Regions from separate parts of the Homo sapiens genome. Here region 1 is linked to region 2. Evidence: chromatin contacts called from ENCODE Hi-C or POLR2A ChIA-PET data. All regions are on one chromosome and are shown on one strand. The core of a region is the stretch at or near the end of the contact, and the rest is flanking DNA. Distances in the headings are between cores, read along the strand shown.

Region 1 (6,445 bases), core at 2,694-5,193, 340 kb before region 2:
ATCCGGGAGGTGGAGGTTGCAGTGAGCCAAGATTGTGCCCGCCACTGTACTCCATCCTGGGAGACAGAGTGAGACTCTGTCTTAAAAATACGTGTGTGTGTGTGTGTGTGTGTGTGTGTGTGTGTGTGTGTGTGTGTAGACAATGAAATTGACCGTACGGGAGAGTCTTTCAAAATTAACCTGGTGCTAGAGACCACCTTTCTCTAGCTTGTGGTCCACTCCATCCTGCCCTCCTCCTTCTCCCGGCCCTGGTGATGTTAAGCAAGGGGGTCTCTCCTTCGGACTGGGGGTTCCCGAAAACACAGCTTTATATCTTTCCTCAAACAGGGGGCAGGGCTATGTCTCTTCCGTGAGAGCTCCAAAGGTAGTATTGTCTAACAGTGACGGTGTACTTACATGTCAGGCACTTCACATGTGTCAGCCCAATTCATCACATCACATGGGTTTTTACTAATATACCCATATTACAGATGAGGAGACTGAGACTTAAAGAGTTTATGCAGCTTGTTCAAGGTCATCCAGACAGTAGATGGAGGAGTCAGGATTTGTCCAGAGGCCCATTTCAGGGTTATGGAGAGGAGGCAATGTTAGTCAATTCAGACAGACCCTGGGCCACGCCCCAGCTGTTTCACTCATGCACTAGCTGCGTAACCTTGGGAAAGCCTCTGAAATTCTCTGGCCTCAGTTTCTCTATCCATATAACAGAGTGATTCTACCACAGGGAGAGAATGTGTGTAAATGTCTAGACAGGATATGGCACACAGTAAGTGCTCAATAAGTGGTGTTTCCTTCTCCCTTCCTTCTTTTGCTCCTCTGGTAGGAACTCCAGGCCTGAGCATATGCCAAGCCAAACTGGCCTCCTGTCTCAGAGGGACAATTTTGTGTTCCCTCCTCTCATACTGATAAGGCTTAGGGGACCACTGAGAGCCCCCACTCCCAGATTGCCTTGACTCCCAGGGAGCTTGAGTCACCTGGCCGGTGAGGGGACAGTCTCCAGGCTGATGGGGACACAGCCCAATTCGGGGGGAGGTCCTGGCCCCACACCTGACACTGACTGAGGAACCACAGCATTGTGCCACCTCATTGCGCAGCTGGGGCGTGGCTGGGGCGTGTGGATACAGGAGGCACAGAGTTGGTGCTCTGGAAGGGAGCGTGTCAGGGGTTCTAGCCTATGTCAAGTTAGCCCCTGGGGCCACTCACTCTAGGGAAGGTGGAATGTGTTGTGGTGTGAACAGCAGCTGGTGAAGTTGGCATAGTTCCGCTGGTGCTTGTCAAAGCGAGAGCCCAGTAAGTAGCTAAAGCAGTGCCTGGTGTAATGGATAGGAATTGTCCCCTGGGGGGTTGATGTCACCCAGAACTGGCACTAATCTCTTCCCTCCATCACCCACTGACACCCTTTCTAGTATCAAGCACTCCTGGCCCCCAAGGTCCTCAGATCTCACAAGTTACGGGAGGTCCAGGAGCCACTGAGACAAAGCCCAACAGAGCGCCCATACTCAGGAAATTAACAAGCCTCCCATCAAAGCAGGAGAGATGGAAGTAGACTGCAAAGACACCCCTGGAAGCAGAAGGTTCTGTGCCCAGGAATGCTCCCTACTTCATCTGGGAGTCCCACTCTTGGGAGAGAGCTCCGGGGGAGGGAAGGGAGACTTCCCTGCAGGCAGAGGGATGGCCAGGTTGACCTGGTCCTTACCTGGAAGCCCCAAAGCTCAAGCAGGATGCTCTGCATTGGGTGCCCTGGGACTGGCTGCTCCTTAGTGCCACTGACTTGGAAATAAACAGCAGACATCCCCAAGGCCATGATCCCTGGTGTCACATTTTGGCACATGCAGAAGGACTGCTGTGGCGGAGCTGGAGGGCTCAGTCCTGACCTGCCCTGGTGGACAGGAGAAAGCAGAAGACTAGACTCCCAGGGACCCCCAGGATCCTTGACCTGCAGACTCAGGGCTGAAGGGGGCTCCCTGGGCAGCCTCCAAGGGCATACACCTTTCTCACTCACCTCTGAAATATACCAGCCTACCCTGGAAGATTCCAGCGTCTCACTGAAATACTCTAGGTCCTCTCCCACTCCCCATAATATGCCTGAAATAACCCAGCCTTTGTGAAACTCTTTAGCCCCCACTGTGCAATACTCTGATCGTCGCGGAAGTTCTCCAGCCCCTATGGCAAACCTCCACTCCACTCTTAAAGTCCAGCCTCAACTTGAAATTTTTGCTCCAACTTTAAATATTCCAATCCCCTTGAAATATTCCAGCACCCATTCGAATACTCTGCACTCCACTTTAATACCCCAGCCCTCACTCCCACCCCCAGTGAAAATCGCCATTCCATCACCTCCAGCCCCTCTATAATGCTCTGTCCTGCCCTGAGGGAAGGATGGACTCCACGGCCTCCCCAGAGTGCACTACGGTGGTCCTCACTCTGGTCCCTGCTTGTTCTCATGTCCTCGTAGGCCTCAGATGGCTCCTGGACGTCAGTGTAGGGATGCGTCAGCACTCCTGGTGGGAGGGGGCTGTGTGATGACCCCACTGGCTTCCTCACTGCACTCCAGGCAGGTAGAGTCCACCCACTCTAGAAACCCTCCTCCCACCCCCAGAATAAGAGTCTCACTGACCGTAAATATGGCAGCAGTCACTGAAAGTTGGGGGCACCCAGGCCCTGGGGGATGGCACACTCCTGACCTGCCAGGTTGACTTGTTGTGAGCCCCCTGGGGTGGGTCAGCCCCAAGAGGTAGTCCCACAGGCTCAGCCGCCGTACTTGGCCCAGGTTCCCCATCGTGCTGCACTAAGATACCTGTCCTGTGGCTCCATGGGTCTGCTAGGCCAAGGCCAAGCTGCCTCCAGCCAAGGAGCACAGTGACCCAGCACAGGCTCTGGGTCATCAGGGAGCAGAGTGGGGCCCCTGGGACAGGCCAGTTGGCCTGCCTGCCCTGCTTTGTGTTTGGCAAAGCACCACCCCCTGGGATACTCCCTTATGTGAGAGTGAGCGTAGGCAGAGCCTAGCAATCTGTCTATAAAGTGGCTGCATGGATGAGGGACATTATTATGGGTTCTACAGCTGAAGGGAACTGGGTTCCAAGCCCAACTCTGCTGTGTTACCTTAGGTAAGTCACTTTCCCTCTCTGAGCTACAGTGGCTTCACCTTTGAAGCAGAGATAATAACTGTACCCTTGTCTTGCCCCTTACCAGTTTGCTTCAAGGCTCAAGTAAGATATTGGTTATAGGATTTATCTGTCATTTGACAAATATGTATTGAGCACCTACTATGTGCCAGGCCTACTCTAGATCTAGACATGTGGTATTTAGTATCTCTCTCTGCATAAAGCAGCTTGTGATGATGAAGAGACTAGAATCTGGGGTGGTGATGGGAGAGATTCCAAAACTCCTCATCAGACCTCCCTCCCTGGCTCCTGACAGCTTTTTGTATACCCGCTATGTACAAGATACTTTCGAAGCCATCATTTCCTTTACTCCTCATCCTGATAATCAGATATTACTGTTCTAGTTTTATCGGTGTGGAAACTAAAGCCCAGAGTTGTTAAGACATTTGCCTAAGATCACACAGCCAGTAACTTGTGGGTCCTAAATTTGAGCCACGCTGCCTTTAGCAAGAATGGAGGTGAGAGTATCACCACAGCATGTCCACACTGTGGGGTGATAAGCTGGGTCTGTTCCTGGGGGGTCCTGGCAGGGGCCTCAGCCAGTATCGTCCCTGTCCCCTAGGAGTCCCCAATGCCATAGAGGACTAGAGGACCAGACTCCAAGAAAGACATTTGAAGGTTAAACAGGCTTCTTGGGGCATCTTGTCCCACCTTATCCTTGTACAAAAAAGGAAACAGGGGCCCAGAGAGAGGCAGACACTTGGTCAAGTTCGCACAACCTGTCAGAGGCCTTGCTTCTTATCCAGGCAGAGATGCCTGCCCGAAAAAGGCACATCGTGCCACAGGACCCCTGGTGGTGCAGAGAAGAAGTGCTCAGGGCTTAGAGAAGGGAGAAAATACCGCTCTCTCGGAGGCTAAGCCTGGGCAAAAAAGGGGACAGAGAGGCTGCCAGGTGGGAGGACCTTTGGGCAAAGGCTTGGTGGTGGGACTTGTGGTCGGGGTCACCATGCAGGTGCATTCCCTGCCTGTGCATGAGGTCAGTCCGTGTGAGTCCCCTCTGCATGCTCACCTTGGTACCTCCCGAGACCAGCTATTCTGCTGCTGAGCTATTCCCACGGCTGTAGTTCTTCCTGCTCCTGAGCTGAAATCCTCCCTGCTCGAGTCTCCACCCGCTGGTCAGAGTTCTGCTGTTTGGGTTCCCCAAAAATGAGTGTCATGTCTGGCACTAGAGCCACTGAGTGGGAGGCTGAATCAGAGATTTCACCTGTGGGCAACCTGTTTGTCCTTCAGAATCCTCTGAGACGTCATCCCTCTCCACTAGGCAAAGTTTTGTCCTTCCTTCATTCCTGTTTTCTCAGTCGGTCTTTATTAAGCACCTAGTGGGTGCCAGACGCTGCAAGATGCTGGTTGAACTATGCTAAGTTAAAGCGACGAAACCTAGTGGAGCCCAAAGTCAAGGAAGGAGAGAGAAAAACACATCAACTAATATGCACAATGATAGTTGGGTCTTTTTACCAAAGAAATCAACCAAGGTTTATGCATTACATTTGGTGGTGATGTCTCTTTGAAGTCCCTTATAATACAAAACAGTCACCCTCTACTACTGACTTTCTTATGGCAATATTTATTTATTTATTTATTTATTTATTTTTGAGACAGAGTCTTGCTCTGTCGCCCAGGCTGGAGTGCAGTGATTTCGGCTCACTGCAACATCCGCCTCCCGGGTTCAAGCGATTTTCCTGCCTCAGCCTCCCGAGTAGCTGGGATTACAGGTACCCGCCACCATGCCTGGCTAATCTTTTGTATTTTTAGTAGAGATGGGGTTTCACCATGTTGGCCAGGCTGGTCTCAAACTCCTGACCTCTGTGATCCACCTGCCTCCACCTCCCAAAGTGCTAGGATTACAGACATGAACCACCACACCCGGCCAAAAAAAAAGAATTATTCATAGTGATGGTATATACATACATAGGAAGCACGGTTATGGGGCGTCCACCAGATCTCTTCATTGAAAAAGAGTGATCCTCTTTGCAAATACCAAATCATCTGTGTGGGGCTCCTTTCACACTGTGAGAACATGGTCTTCTTTTTTTTTTTTTTTTTTTTTTTTTTTTTGAGACGGAGTCTCGCTCTGTGGCCCAGGCAGGAGTGCAGTGGCGCAATCTCGGCTCACTGCAAGCTCCGCCTCCAGGGTTCACGCCATTCTCCTGCCTCAGCCTCCCGAGTAGCTGGGACTACAGGCGCCCACCATCACGCCCGGCTAATTTTTTTTGTATTTTTAGTAGAGACGGGGTTTCACCGTGTTAGCCAGGATGGTCTCGATCTCCTGACCTCGTGATCCGCCCGCCTCGGCCTCCCAAAGTGCTGGGATTACAAGCGTGAGCCACCGCGCCCGGCCGAGAACATGGTCTTCTTTAAAACTTTTCACCTAGGGGTTTTAGCATCTGTGATGGATTGAATTTTGTCTTTCCCAAATTCATATGTTGGATTCCTAACCCCTAATGTGACTATACTTGGAGACGAGGCCTTTCTGGAAGTAATTAAGGTTAAATGAAATCATACGGGTAGGACCCCGATCTGATAGGGTTAGTGTCCTTATAAAAAGGGACACCAGGCTTGGCATGGTGTCTCACCCCTGTTATCCCAGCACTTTGGGAGGCAGGAGGTTCACTTGAGCCCAGGAGTTCCAGACCAGCCTGGGCAACATGCTGAGACTCTGTCTCTACAAAAAAATGAACAGTTAGCCGGGTGTAGTTGTACATTCCTATGGTTCTAGCTACTCGGGAGGCTGAGGTGGGAGGATCGCTATAGCCCAAGAGGTCAAGGCTGCAGTGAGCTGTGATCATATCACTGTACTCCAGCCTGGGTGACAGAGCGAGACACAGTCTTAAATTTAAAAAAATTAAGAGACATCAAAGAGCTTGCTCTCTCTCTGCCATGCGAGGACACAGTGAGAAGGTGGCCATTGCAAGTCAGGGAGACAGCCCTCACCAGGAACTGACCCTGCTGGACATCACTGATGATTCTTTATTTTTATTTATTTATTTATTTTTTGAGACAGAGTCTTGTTCTGTCACTCAGGCTGAAGTGCGGTGGCATGATCTTGGCTCACTGCAACCTTCACCTCCCGGGTTCAAGCAATTCTCCAGCCCCAACCTCCTGAGTAGCTGGGACTACAGGTGCATGCTACAACGTCCCACTAATTTTTGTATTTTTAGTAGAGACAGGGTTTTGCCACATTGGCCAGGCCGGTCTTGAACTCCTGACCTCAAGTGATCCGCCTGCCTTGGCCTCCCAAAGTGCTGGGACTACAGGTGGTGAGACACCACCATCAATCAACCATT
Region 2 (6,089 bases), core at 885-3,384:
GCACATGGCAGGTGTCTGATAACTATTCATTAAACAAATTAATTTATCACGTGGTTGGTAAACTGCAAAGGAGAGAGGTGAAGATCCATGTCTGCCTCCTATGAGCTCACCGTTCACGTTTACAGACCACACTCCGATGGCCCAGTTCATTCTCCAGCACACTGAGGGGAGCTGGGCAGGGCTTCGTGCTCTTTGTGCAGGTAGGTAGAGAGGCTGTGCTTTCTTCAAGGCCACACAGTCAGGTGGTGGAGCTGCATTTGGAACCGAGGCCCCACATTCCAAGCCTGAGGCATTTCTACTGCTCTGCGCTATTGTCTCTGCTGCACTTGTACACTCGGAACAAACACAATGACCAGCTTCTGCCTCTCAGATGCCCAAGTGGAACCACCAGGGCCCTGTCTAAGCAGGTGTGAATGCCTAGCGGGAGCCTGACTGAGCTCAGCTTCCTCCTATCCTGGGCACCAGGCACTCCCCCAGGTGCTTTAAACATGCCATTTAAACATGCTGATCCTCAATAGAAACGCTCAGTGGGAGGTGCTGGCATGCCTCCTTTTCAGACCAGGAAACACTCTGAGAGAGACACCAAGTAACTGCCCCAAAGTTGCATGGTTTCTGAATCAACATCTGAACCCAGGCCTCTCCAATCCCAGAACCATGACCTCTCCAGAATGTCATGCAGCATCTCAAAGAGAAAGAGTAACAGCACCCCCTCCTCAGTGCCCACTCACCACCATCATTTTTAGAGAAGAGGGCAGCTGTGATGTCGCGGCCCAATGCATCACAAGCGCTGCTGTGGGCCTGCTCCGGAAATTTCCCTTTGAAGTCGTCCAGGCACTCCAGGGCTTCAGCCACATACTTGAGCTCAAAGAGGCAGCGGGCCAGGCGAAAGTGTGCCTTCAGGTGGCATGGGTTTAGGGAGATGGCCTTGAGGCAGTCCCTCAGGGCATCATAGTGGTCACCATCCCTGGGAAGGCAGGGAAGAGCGGCTTGGAGGTGGAGCCACGTGGCAAGCAAGGGGTCCCCATTCAGTCTCCTCTGCTTCCTGTGGCCACCCCAGCCCACCACTGACAGATCTCATGGCAAGGGGACTTGAGGACGAAGAGAATCCTGGCTCAGCCCAGGCCTCCCCCATCAGGAGACAGAGTATGGTTAAGGAGCAAGCCAGGAAACCCTGAGGTCTTGAGGGTGGCAAAAGCTGGTGTCAGGCTGCCCTCTGCTGGGCACAGAGTGCAACTGCACACTGGCTCACCCCAGGCACCCGCAGCTCTGCAGCAGAAGGCCTGGCATCTTGCCCACCACAGGCTCCCCAAGCCCTCCTTCTCTCTTCCCCCATCCACCTTCTCAAATCACCCCCGGCTGGCCTTCAAAGCCACATCCAAGGCAGGGGGCCCTCAAGGACAGTTCTGTGGTCTGGGGAAGCCAGAAGTGTCAGGCTGGGGACGCAGGGTCTGACCAGCAGGCAGCAAGCCCTCAGCCAGACCCCCCCCTGTCCTGGCTGACTGATCCACAGCAGCTGTGGCCTCTACCTCCTGGGGCTGGAGGATGGGGCCTGACAGTCTGGCAGAGTCAGCTCTCTGGAAGCTGATGGTAAGGGGGGTTGTGCACACCAGGAGCTCCAAATCGTCCCCACTCACTTCTCCAACCTCCTGAAGCATGGATGAAGGGAAGTGGGAGTGCTTTTGATGGGGAAGCGGGGAAAGAGGAAGTGAAAGGAGGTCAGAGAAGCCCCTCCTTTTCCCACCCTGTGCCAGAATATAGGAAGCATACTCCCCCAGCACCCACAGACCTGTCCTTGCCTCTTGTCTGGAGAGCCAGACAGGCCACAGGAACTGCTTCTTCAGAAGCCATTTTTTTTTTTCAGCTGGGCTGGAGTAGGCCTAGGACCCAACTGTGCCAAGCAGCAGTAAGAGGCACCCCTTAGAGTTAATGGCCCCTTCTCCAAGGGCACAGCTCACAACAATCCGGCATGGCTAAGGCAGGCCTGACATGGGAAGGTTCTTCCTGAGCCTCCTTCTGCAGCACTCAGAGGGAGCACCCAGTCCTCGGAACAGCCACGCTCAGACCAGGAACCAGCAGCTCAGCCCATGTGGGGGCAGGCAGGAAACAGAGCTGCTTCAATGGCGTGGCCTGCGTCAGGATGAGTGGCTCTGACGAAGGAGCAGGCACTGTTTGGAAACCCAATTACTGCCTGCAAGGTGCCCCTCTGAGCTCCTGGGGAGAGCCAGACCAGAGACCAGCCAGGAGCCAGAGGGTGACAGCTCCCACTGCATCCAGGAGCAGATGGCAGCCCTGGGGAGACTGGCCCAGGACAGAATGTGACATTCTAGGGGTCACTGGCAGGCATGTGGGGATGGGGGTAGAGAGCAGGCTGGCCCCAGGGCTCACCCTTCCTAGACTCACTGCCAGATCAATCTCCCTGAAAGGACAGCCCTCGGCACATCCCTCTCCTGCTCAGAACTCTCCAGTAGCTGCCCATCATGCACTGAATCGAGGCCAACGTCACCGCTCTGCATTCCAAGCTCTCCCTAGGCCGGCCCCAGGCTACCTCACAGACTCATCTCCTGCCAGTCCCTTTCCGAACCCTCTGCTCCAGCCAAATGGATTTGCTGTTCTGCAAACAAGCTCTTCAGTCAGTCCCCCACCCCCATGCCTTTGTTCACACCATTTCATCTCCCTGGAATGTCCTTCCCCCACAGGCCCCTCCTCTCCTTCATCTCCTGTCTAAGCCTGCCTACACTTAAAGCCCATTCAGACGCCATGTCTTTCTGATGCTTCCCTGCTCCCCAGCTAAAGCGACCCAACTTTTCTTGATGCCCACAGCCCTTTACCTGACCATTCACAAGACTCACTGCTTCCTATCTCTTTAATGCTGAACTATGTCCACCACTTTACCCACTGTCTGGAGAGGCTCCTCTGGAGCACAGGAACTCAGAGTGATAGAACTTTGTGTTCCTAGTACCTAGCACATAGTAGGAGCTCAGAGAACATGCTGAGGGCACATATGGATTAGGAAATCACCAACCTCTCTTAGCAAGAATGCAGGAGTGAAGCTGAGCTCTTAGCCTACAGCCTGGATGAGGACCACTGAGTTCTACCCAACTGTTTGTTGGACAGAGAGGTGAATCAACTCACGATTCATCCAAAACAGTCATCTCCTGGGTTTGGCTACCACCTGAGCCCTTGGCCAACTCCTGATGCCTTAGCTAAGGCCGGGGGACAGCATCTTCCCCACCCCCACCTAGCATTACCATCCTGCTGACTTGGGTGGGTTTCTTAAGTTTCCCTCTCTGGCCTGCCGAGTTGCAGCCAGACGATGGCACACCAGCTGGCCTGTCTGTCTGGGCAGAGCCGACGGATGCCAGACGGAGCAGAAATGGCTGTGGGCCCAGCTCTATCCATCTCTAGTCCTGGCCCTGGCTGGGGGATGGGGGGGCGGGGTCTGCATGTCTGCTTGCCTGCTGGTGCTGCAGGCAGTAGGGCTGGGGGCCCTGATGGTCTCCAAAGATGAGGAGTTCTTTCAGATATGGTCTACTTCTTTATTACCAGCCACCATACCCTAGCGTGACCCATAGCCAGCTTTGGATCTCTGGGATATGGTTTGTACTCAGTCCAAAGGGTCTAAGAACACAGAAAGCAAGCCTTAGAGGGGCAAGGGACTGCAGAATATTTTAGACACATACCAACTGAATTCACCAAACCCCTCATTTCCACTTAGCAAGATTCCACTGCTCTTCAAAGTCCAATTCTCCAACAGTTGGGACTAACAGTCCTCAACTCATACTTCCCCAGGGGCCACAGCACTTTATAATAATATGCCATGTAGAAACTAGTTTTGAACATGTTCCACGTAACTGTGAGCTTCCTTAGTGCTTGAGACTTCCTGATTAATGGGTCAGGTGCCTGCCCACCATTAGCCTGGAGGTGGGGAGGAGAGGCCAAGAAGCCCTAAGAGGCAGCAATATGTTCTTGCCACTTTCCCTGGATGCCTTGGCAACTTGGCTCCATCAGGCCCCTGCCTTTTGGTCCAGCTGCTTTCTCCCTCATCCTGACCCAGATCCCCTCTGCAGTGGCCACTCACCACTTGCGCTTCATGTAGGCTGCTGCTCGGTTTCCATAAAGCATGGCATTGTGAGGGGCCCTCTGCACAGCCTTGCTGTAAAGCTGAATGGCTTGGGTCCACTGCTGGCAGGCAAAAGCCTCATTGGCTTGCTGTTTCACACGCTCCAGGTATGGTGGTAGCTCTACTTGGGGGCTGCAGGGGAAATAGAGCCAAGTCAGAACAGTCAAAGAAGGTCAGAGCAGCCCCTCAGGGAGTCTGTAACATGGCCTGAGGGCCACCCAGATTTTCTTGGCCCCTGGGATCTGACTGCTATCTGGAAGAGGGGACCACTACCCTGGTCTGGGATATTACCTATTACTGTGATAGGGAATACCATTTGGAATTTCATTCCAAATACCATTCCAAATACTCTCAGCCAGTGAAAAGAAGGGCAGAAATGAAGCTGTACTTCAACTCCTGGGCATGGTAGTAGCTGATACCACCTGCCTCCATGCTGAGCTGAACCTTATGACCACCCGAGTCCCTCCTGTGGATCGCTGTCTAGAGAACTCTATTTCTCTCAAGGCTAGGGAATTTGAGCGCCTCTGTATCCAAAGCCCAGCACAGAGGCTGGCAGAGAAAAGAGGCAAGGATATGCTATAGGATGGGGAATAATATAATGCGGAGGCCCATTTGTATGCAGCCCCTTTTTGGAGACAGCTCAGTGCTAAGAGGCAGCTAGCTCCTGAGTCCTGACCCCAGTTACTGGTACCAACAGGCTAGAGCTACAGTCTGACCATGACTAGTGTTCTGCCAGGCAGAGGGGCACTGGAAACACTAGGCACCCTCCAAGAAGGCTCTTTGCCTTGGTCCTCACTCTCTGGGATGCATGAGTGGGTGTGGGTCAGGAGGAAGATTTACAGGTTATGTCCCTCCCTCCAGTCCATATAGTGTAACTGGGGCTTGGAGGGCTGGACAAGCCAGCTGGCCTCACCTGACATGTCCCCTACTCTCCGGCAGCCGGAAGCCATTGCTATGAAGGTGCAGGCCATTGGACACACCGTTGGACACACCGTTGGTGGACATCTTGCCATTCTGGACTTCTGGCAGGAGATAGTGAGAAAGTGACAGCAACAACTCAGGAAGAGGACCCATTTCTTCCTGGCAGCCCTCTAGCTTCCATCACGGGGTCTGATGGTTCCATCGTGGGACTGTTCTCCCAGAGTAAGATCCATTCCCAGAAAGCAAGTTCTGACATAAAGAAAAGCCCGTGCGCCCTCTGCTGGCTGGCGAGGGACACAACTTCACCGTGGCATTACTCAGCTGGGGCTGGGGCTGGGGCTAGGGCTGGGGCTGGGGCTAGGGTTGGGGCTGGGGCTAGGGCTGGGGCTGGGGGTGGGAATGGAGTGAGGAGGTGCCTAAATCAACTGTAGGCCCCAGGAAGAAATCAATGAGAAGACTGGGCCAGGATACAAAGGAGAGGGGAACTATTTCAGGTTCTCAAGAGCCAAGCCATGGAAGGAACCTGTCTTTTCAGAGGGAAGCAAAAAGGGCAGTGATGCAAAGCTCTTGAAGAGATCTCTGCTCTATTGTCATCCTCTTTCTTACTGCATAGGTGGGGTTATTTCAGAGATCTGCTATTTTTGGAGGATCACGGTCCAGAGTAAAGGGCAGGCTTCTCAGCAGGTGTAGCATGCACTTAAGCTCCCCTACACCGCCGCAGTAGAGATACCCTAAGGGAGAACTTACCCCCCGAGGAGTGGCATTTTCTAGGCAAGAGGAAGGTGTACGGCCGCTGCTTGTAAGTCAAGTCAAACAAATAGACCTAGAGTTGAGGGGGGCAAAAAAAGAGATGGAAGCTGTGAGGTAAGGATGTGGTTGAACCAGTAAGCAGGTCTTGGTTTCTCAAGAACTAGAGTCTTGGAACACAGTGAGTGTTGAGCATAGAACAATCAAGCTATCCTAAGAGGTACTTCCAGCAAACCTCAGGCTGGAAAATCTTCCTAGCTCTAGCATTCAGGGTGGGCTATCTGATCTACCCAAAGTCCTG

Evidence for each region. A loop is a pair of places that touch in the nucleus more often than their neighbours do. ChIA-PET counts read pairs that join two places held with the same protein, here RNA polymerase II (POLR2A). Pooled maps may share reads with other maps.
Region 1: a loop to region 2 is called in a map of colonic mucosa, with 2.3 times the contacts of the local background. The contact joins two enhancer-like sites. A Hi-C loop is called at or near these places in 2 of 168 maps with a recorded cell type or tissue (colonic mucosa and right cardiac atrium), 1 of 37 single-sample maps with no recorded cell type and 2 of 50 pooled maps. POLR2A ChIA-PET finds 5 or more read pairs at or near these places in 1 of 52 experiments (activated CD8-positive, alpha-beta T cell).

What each region holds. Positions count from the first base shown.
Region 1 is chr1:27,641,574-27,648,018 of GRCh38, reverse strand. No RefSeq gene overlaps it. Among named protein-coding and RNA genes, the nearest start is that of FGR, 9.6 kb to the right of the region's middle. RefSeq lists an enhancer at 3,738-3,837. Within about 2 kb of position 3,943, at least 3 of the 41 ENCODE cell types and tissues checked have a DNase peak (open chromatin) inside an H3K27ac peak, as active enhancers do.
Region 2 is chr1:27,296,101-27,302,189 of GRCh38, reverse strand. It overlaps WDTC1 (WD and tetratricopeptide repeats 1), which reads right to left. Exons shown (of 16, transcript NM_001276252.2): 10 at 5,789-5,864; 11 at 5,034-5,142; 12 at 4,079-4,252; 13 at 729-964. Among named protein-coding and RNA genes, the nearest start is that of TMEM222, 23 kb to the left of the region's middle. RefSeq lists enhancers at 301-814, 815-1,327, 1,473-1,532, 2,355-2,868. Within about 2 kb of position 2,134, at least 24 of the 41 ENCODE cell types and tissues checked have a DNase peak (open chromatin) inside an H3K27ac peak, as active enhancers do.